2 separate regions of the Homo sapiens genome follow, and region 1 is linked to region 2. Evidence: chromatin loops called from intact Hi-C (ENCODE). Cell type or tissue: endothelial cell of umbilical vein. All regions are shown on one strand. Each heading gives the region's core, and the rest is flanking DNA. Links, peaks and the distances in the headings are about the cores only.

Region 1 (2,917 bases), core at 164-2,663, 91 kb before region 2:
TCAGCTCACTGCAACATTATTTATAATAGCAAATAACAAAATGAAAAGTGGGGTGGGGGCATAACATTCCCAACACTAGGGAAATGAATCATGGAACACCAGGCAGCCATTTTATAACTGTAGATTAATGAGAAACAATGTTGATTAGATATTAAGAGAAAACACTCATGTTACAGTAATACCTATTATTTCATATTGTTGTAATACATTTATACATATATACGTAGGTGGAAAAAATCTTGAAGGGAATGCACCAAGCTGTTCAGAGTGATAACTCACGGGCAATGGGGTTATGGGTGGTCTTTTCCTTTTTTGCTTATCTATATTTTCTAAAATAAACATGTATTAAGAAAAGTCAACATGAATTTTTAAAAACCAACAACTAAAAAAAAACCCCTTAATTTCAGGTGAATATGTTAGAAAGTTATGAAGTTATGTGAGGGCTGGGGAAGGAAAGGAGAGGTTTTCACAGTTTGATCTAATTCAAAACTAAATCTGTGAAATACTCAAGTTTCCTAAAATCACTCAGGATAAGTGTGTGATATATTGGTGGACATATTTTAGTTCCTGGGCTTTGACATTAATTGTAACAGATTTTTAAAGGGTAGCTCTTTTCTCCATTAAAAAGAAACGAGGCTGGGCATCGTGGCTCACGCCTGTAATCCCAGCACTTTGGGAGGCCAAAGTGGGCAGATCACCTGAGGTCAGGAGTTCGAGACCAGACTGGCCAACATGGTGAAACCCCGTCTCTACTAAAAATACAAAAATTAGCCGCCTGTGGTGGAGCGCATCTGTAATCCCAGCTCCTCAGGAGGCTGAGGCAGGAGAATCCCGCTGGAAACCGGGAGGCGAAGGTTGCATTGAGCTGCGATGGCACCACAGCACTCCAGCCTGGGCGACAGTTGAAATGGAATCAACTGAGTTCTCCCTCTTCAACTTGATTTAAATCATCAACCCAAAACCCAATTCCTAAACCCCAAAACCAATGACTAAAATCCTCATTAAAATGAGTGCACATGCCAATACTAAGAATGTTGTGTCATTCTTCATCAAAAGTAATTACCTCAACACAAGAGGAGACAAGTACGCATGGAAGTAAACCCAAAATCCCAACTAACGAGCATCGTTCTGAGATCAGTGGCCACAGGGAATAATTCTGAAATTGGCATCACATCTACGCAAGATAACAACCTGGAGGTCTTATTTTTATAGAATATCAAGAACAAAATCATCCAAAAGGCACACGATGCCAAACTAAAAATAAAGAGCGAAAATCCAAAAAGTTGCGCGCAATTCCTTCTGAAACCTATCCGCCTCCTACTCCTGTCCCTTCCTCTGGCGCTGGCGGGTCCTCGTCCCGAACCCCCACCGCAAGCCCTGGAACGGCTTCTTAACCCTTTTCTCGGCGGCTCCGCCCCGGCCCCGCCCCAGCCATGCCTCGCCCCCGCCCCGTTTGCCGGCTATTGGCTTCTCCCATCCCCTACCAGAGGGTGACGAGACGGGAAGCCGGGAAGCCGGGAGGGATCTACTGTGCACGTCCAAGGCGCTGGGCCTAGAGCAGGAGAAAGGGTTTGGAGGTGCGTCGGAGACTATGAAGTGCGGCCTTCGGCGTGATCCTTTCCGGAAGCGGAAGCTCGGGGGGCGGGCCAAGAAGGTCCGGGAGCCCACGGCGGTTGTTTTTTCTGTGAGGCTTCACTTACCTCGGTCTGGGCTTCTCTGAGGCTGCGAGAGATGGTCATGTCCGGATCTCAACTGGGCCGGGTGAGGGCTGAGGACCTGAGGAGTCCACTGTGGGGATGGAGAGGGACAGGGGGGTTTTCGGGCCAGAAACTTGTAAAACTCTGCTCGAAAAAAGAGACCGTGCGGCGACATTTAAGTGCTGGGACAGAGGTGCAGGAAACACCTAATCTTACCTTCGTAACACAGCCGCTTGGTCTCTAGATGTGTTTCTGTTTAAATCGTCGTAGCCCTCTAGAGCGCCGGCTTTCGGGTCAGGCCGGGGTTCAAGTCCCAGCCTTCGCCGCTGGGTCCAGTGACTTAAGCTCTCTTAGCTTCAGGTATTTGCACATTGGGATTCCACTACTTTTTACTTCTCGGAACTTACTATTCCTAAGCTGCAAAATAGGCAGAAACAAGCATAAAATTCTGTCTCAAAGAATTGGGAAGGTTAAATGAGAGAACCCGGTAAAAACATCCATCACACAATTGGCGTAGACATGCAACAGAATTTAGTTCCTTTGAAAACACGTAGTTTGCCACCGTCTTAATGATAACAGCAGCTAACATTTAGATAGGACTTATGTGGCAGATACTACTCTTAAGTGCTTTTATGTATTACATAGAATAACCCATTTCATAGTCGCAATATCCTTATGAGGTAGGTACCATTATCCGTCTTTTACACATGAGGAAATTGAGGGCTGGAGGGTTCAAATAACTTCCTAACGGTTACACAGCTGTGGAATCAAGATTCAGACTCACAAAGCTGATGCCAGAGTCCATTCTTCTTTTAGACATTTTACCTAGTAGATGTATGACTTTGAACAAACCACTTTCCTGAAATTTAGGTTCCTACCTCACAGAAATAATAACAGGGTATGGATTAAGTGGAAATGAAAGACCTTAGTACACTCTAAGTCATTCTACAAGGGCAGTATTATCTTGTACTTCTTGGTAGGAGATATGACTACCAAGAAATGCTTATATGATTCTCAAATAGCAAAATTAAAAGTTTAATGATAATAACCCCATAGAAGTAAGTGTAAAATAAAGCAAACTGATTCTCCTGTATTGTGATCAGGACACTCCTTTTGGAGGGCAGCTTTGCAGTTTGTATCAAGAGTTATTAAATTGCCAATAACCTTTCACCAAATAATTTTCCTTTTAATCCTAAATATGAGAAGGCTATTTTCAAGAG
Region 2 (2,917 bases), core at 139-2,638:
ATAACCAGAATATATAGTACCAGGAATTCAAACAACTCAATATAAAAAAAATCCAATTAAAATATGGCCAAAAGATCTGAATAGATATTTCTCAAAAGAAGACATAAATGGCTCACATATATGCAAAAAGTACTCAACATCACTAATCATGAGAGAAATGCAAGTCAAAGCCACAATGAGATATTATCCCACCCCATTTTAAATGGCTTTTATAAAAAAGACAGGGAATAATGGACACTGGTAAGGATGTGGAGAAAGTGTTCCTCGTACACTGTTAGTGGGAATGTAAACTAGTTCAGCCACTATGGAGAACAGTATGGAAGTTCCTTTAAAAACTAAAAGCAAGCCAGATGCAGTGGCTCAAGCCTGTAATCCCAGCACTTTGGGAGGCCAAGGTGGGAGAATAACTTGAGGCCAGGAGCTTGAGACCAGCCTGGCCAACATGCCAAAACCCCATCTCTACTAAAATACAAAAAATTAGCTGGGTGTGGTGACACACGCCTGTAGTTCCAGCTACTTGGGAGGCTGAGGCATGAGAGTCACTTGAACCCAGGAGGTGGAGGTTGTGGTGAGCTGAGATTGTGCCACTGCACTCTAGCCTGGGCAACAGAGCGAGATTCCATCTCTGAAAAAAAAAAACAAACTAAAAACAGAACTACCATATGATCCGGCAATCCCACTAATGGGTACATATCCAAAAGAAAGGAAACCAGGATATTGAAGAGATATCTGTACCCCATGTTTCTTGCAGCACTATTCACAATAGCTAAGATATGGATCAACCTAAGTTTCCATACCAGATGAAAGGATAAAGAAGATGCGGTACATATACACAATGGAGTACTATTCAGCCATAAAGAAGAATGAGATCCTGTCATCTGCAACAATATAGATGGAACTGGAGGTCATTACATTCAGTGAAATAAGCCGTGGACAGAAAGACAAACATCACATGGCCTCACTCATATGTGAGCGCTGAAGGAGGGGATCTCAAGGAGGTAGAAAGTTCAATGGTTACCAAAGCCTGTGGCGGGACAGGGGGAAAAAGGGAGGATGGTTAATGGCTAGAAATACACAGTTTGATGGAAGAAATAAGAAATCGTGTTTGATGAATCAATACAGTGACTATAGTTTACAATAATCTATTTTATATTTCGGAATAGCTAGAATTCAAATGTTTCTGGAATAAAAGACCAATCTCTAAAATGATGGATGTCTATATTGCACTGATTTGATCTTTACAAGTTACATGAACGTGTTAAATTATCACAGGCAACTCAAAAATATGTACATCTATTATGTGTCAATAAAATTTTTTTAATATAAATAAATGAACCTGGTGTGATGCACCTCACCTCACCACCACTAGGGCAAGGGGTGGGGAGAAGGGCCTGGAACACAGCCACAGGGCTCTGGGTCTGCCTCTGCCAGAGGCAACTGGGCAGTGACCACTCCAGGCCACACATCCTCACTCAGCCACAGTCTTGGTGAGTCACTCACACGCGTGCCTGAGGAGGTTAACCCAAGAGTGCGCAGCCACTGTGCTTGGTGACAGCAAACACCAGAGCGGCAGGTGCTGGCGCAGCCCTGATCCGTGATTCATGCTGGGAACACGTGTGCAGCTGTACCTAGAGAGCCCCAGCCCTGGTCCACCCTCACTGTGCCTGCACATGGTGCCAGAGGAAGGCCTGGCCAGGGTGACCCGGGAGCAGGGCCCAGCTGGTGTCAGCACCACACCTGCTCTGTGCCCCTTGCAGGGTGGGGGATCTCCCAGCTGTGGACATGGCCAAAGGCCCCTCAGCTCCACCTGAATGTTGGAGTGTTTGCAAGGAGAACATGCTCCAATGTCCCTGTGTCACTGACAGCTCGTGCAGATGAACAACCAAGCACAGGCTGGAGGAGGCTCCTGTGGGAAAGTGGGCTGTGGGCCAGGAAACCTCTAATCCCAGAGCCCCAGGGAGGAGCCAAGATGCCAGAAGATGCCAGTGGAGGCATTGCCTCCAAGGTCCCCACAGAGGACATTGGGCAATGTCTGCACATGGTTTTGGTTGTCCCGACAGGGGGTGATACAGGACAGCCCCCCAAAACAAAGAACTGCCCCACCCCAAATGTCAGTAGTGTGGAGGCCGAGAAACCCTGCTATGGGGCAGTGGTCAGAGACCCTTGTGCCTTGAAAGGGGCTAGGCTGGGCAGGACAGGTTGTGGACCACCTGGGGCCACAGTTCAGAGCCACGCCTGAGTCTGTGAGGCTGCCCACCCTCCCAGCTGCCAGCATGGGGTTGGGGGGTATCCGCCCCCATCAGACTGAGGAGGAAACGGACACTCTGTCACCCAGAAGCATCCCTGTGTCACCCTGTGAGGTTGGCCTTGGACCCAGGCCTCTAGGCGCCCCGTCAGCACCCCAGTGCGAACACATCCTGCCCGGGGACCTGGACCCAGCAGCTCACACAGACCAGGGCTCGCCCAAAGGCAGGCAGGCAGGGCCACTGCTGACCACGCACCTGGCTGGTCGTGATTCTGGAACTAATGGTTTCTGCCTGGCAGGGAGGCCGCCAGGACCTCTGGGCTTCACCCCTCCCCACCTTCACAGGGGACCTCGCCTCAGTGGGAATGTTCTGGAGCCGGAACCCAAGGTTGGAATCCCAGCTCCTCCCCTTTCTAGGTCTGTGACCTTGGAAAAATTAAACTTTCTGTACCTCTGTTGCCTAATCTGTGAAATGGGGTAATACTACCTACTGTGTAGGGCTGTGAAGATTAAATGGAGTCATGCATTATCATCACAGGGCACCTGGCCCATCCTCAACCCCAGTTCAGACTCCTCAAAGCCCTAAGGTTTCAGATCAATGGTCAGAACCACGAGGAGGACCTGCTAAAGACAAGTATGGGGACCCACCCCCAAGGTTTAGGATTTAGAAGG

The links. Hi-C counts contacts between places; a loop is a spot of excess contacts. Peaks named below come from ENCODE experiments on the same cell type or tissue, not always from the same donor. Only the 100,000 strongest peaks of a DNase experiment are listed, where the experiment ranks them.
Region 1: it touches region 2 in a loop (3-fold over the local background); 34 of 110 quality-filtered maps call a loop at or near these places.

The regions. Positions count from the first base shown.
Region 1 is chr3:125,988,938-125,991,854 of GRCh38, forward strand. It overlaps the pseudogene ALG1L1P. Among named protein-coding and RNA genes, the nearest start is that of ROPN1B, 21 kb to the left of the region's middle. In endothelial cell of umbilical vein, for the core only: no CTCF peak of the experiment used is centred there; a DNase peak (open chromatin) is centred at 1,534; H3K4me3 peaks cover 677 bases; H3K27me3 peaks cover 335 bases.
Region 2 is chr3:126,080,325-126,083,241 of GRCh38, forward strand. The region is part of intron 1 of SLC41A3 (solute carrier family 41 member 3); the gene reads right to left. Among named protein-coding and RNA genes, the nearest start is that of SLC41A3, 2.3 kb to the right of the region's middle. In endothelial cell of umbilical vein, for the core only: a CTCF peak has its summit at 1,370; no DNase peak of the experiment used is centred there.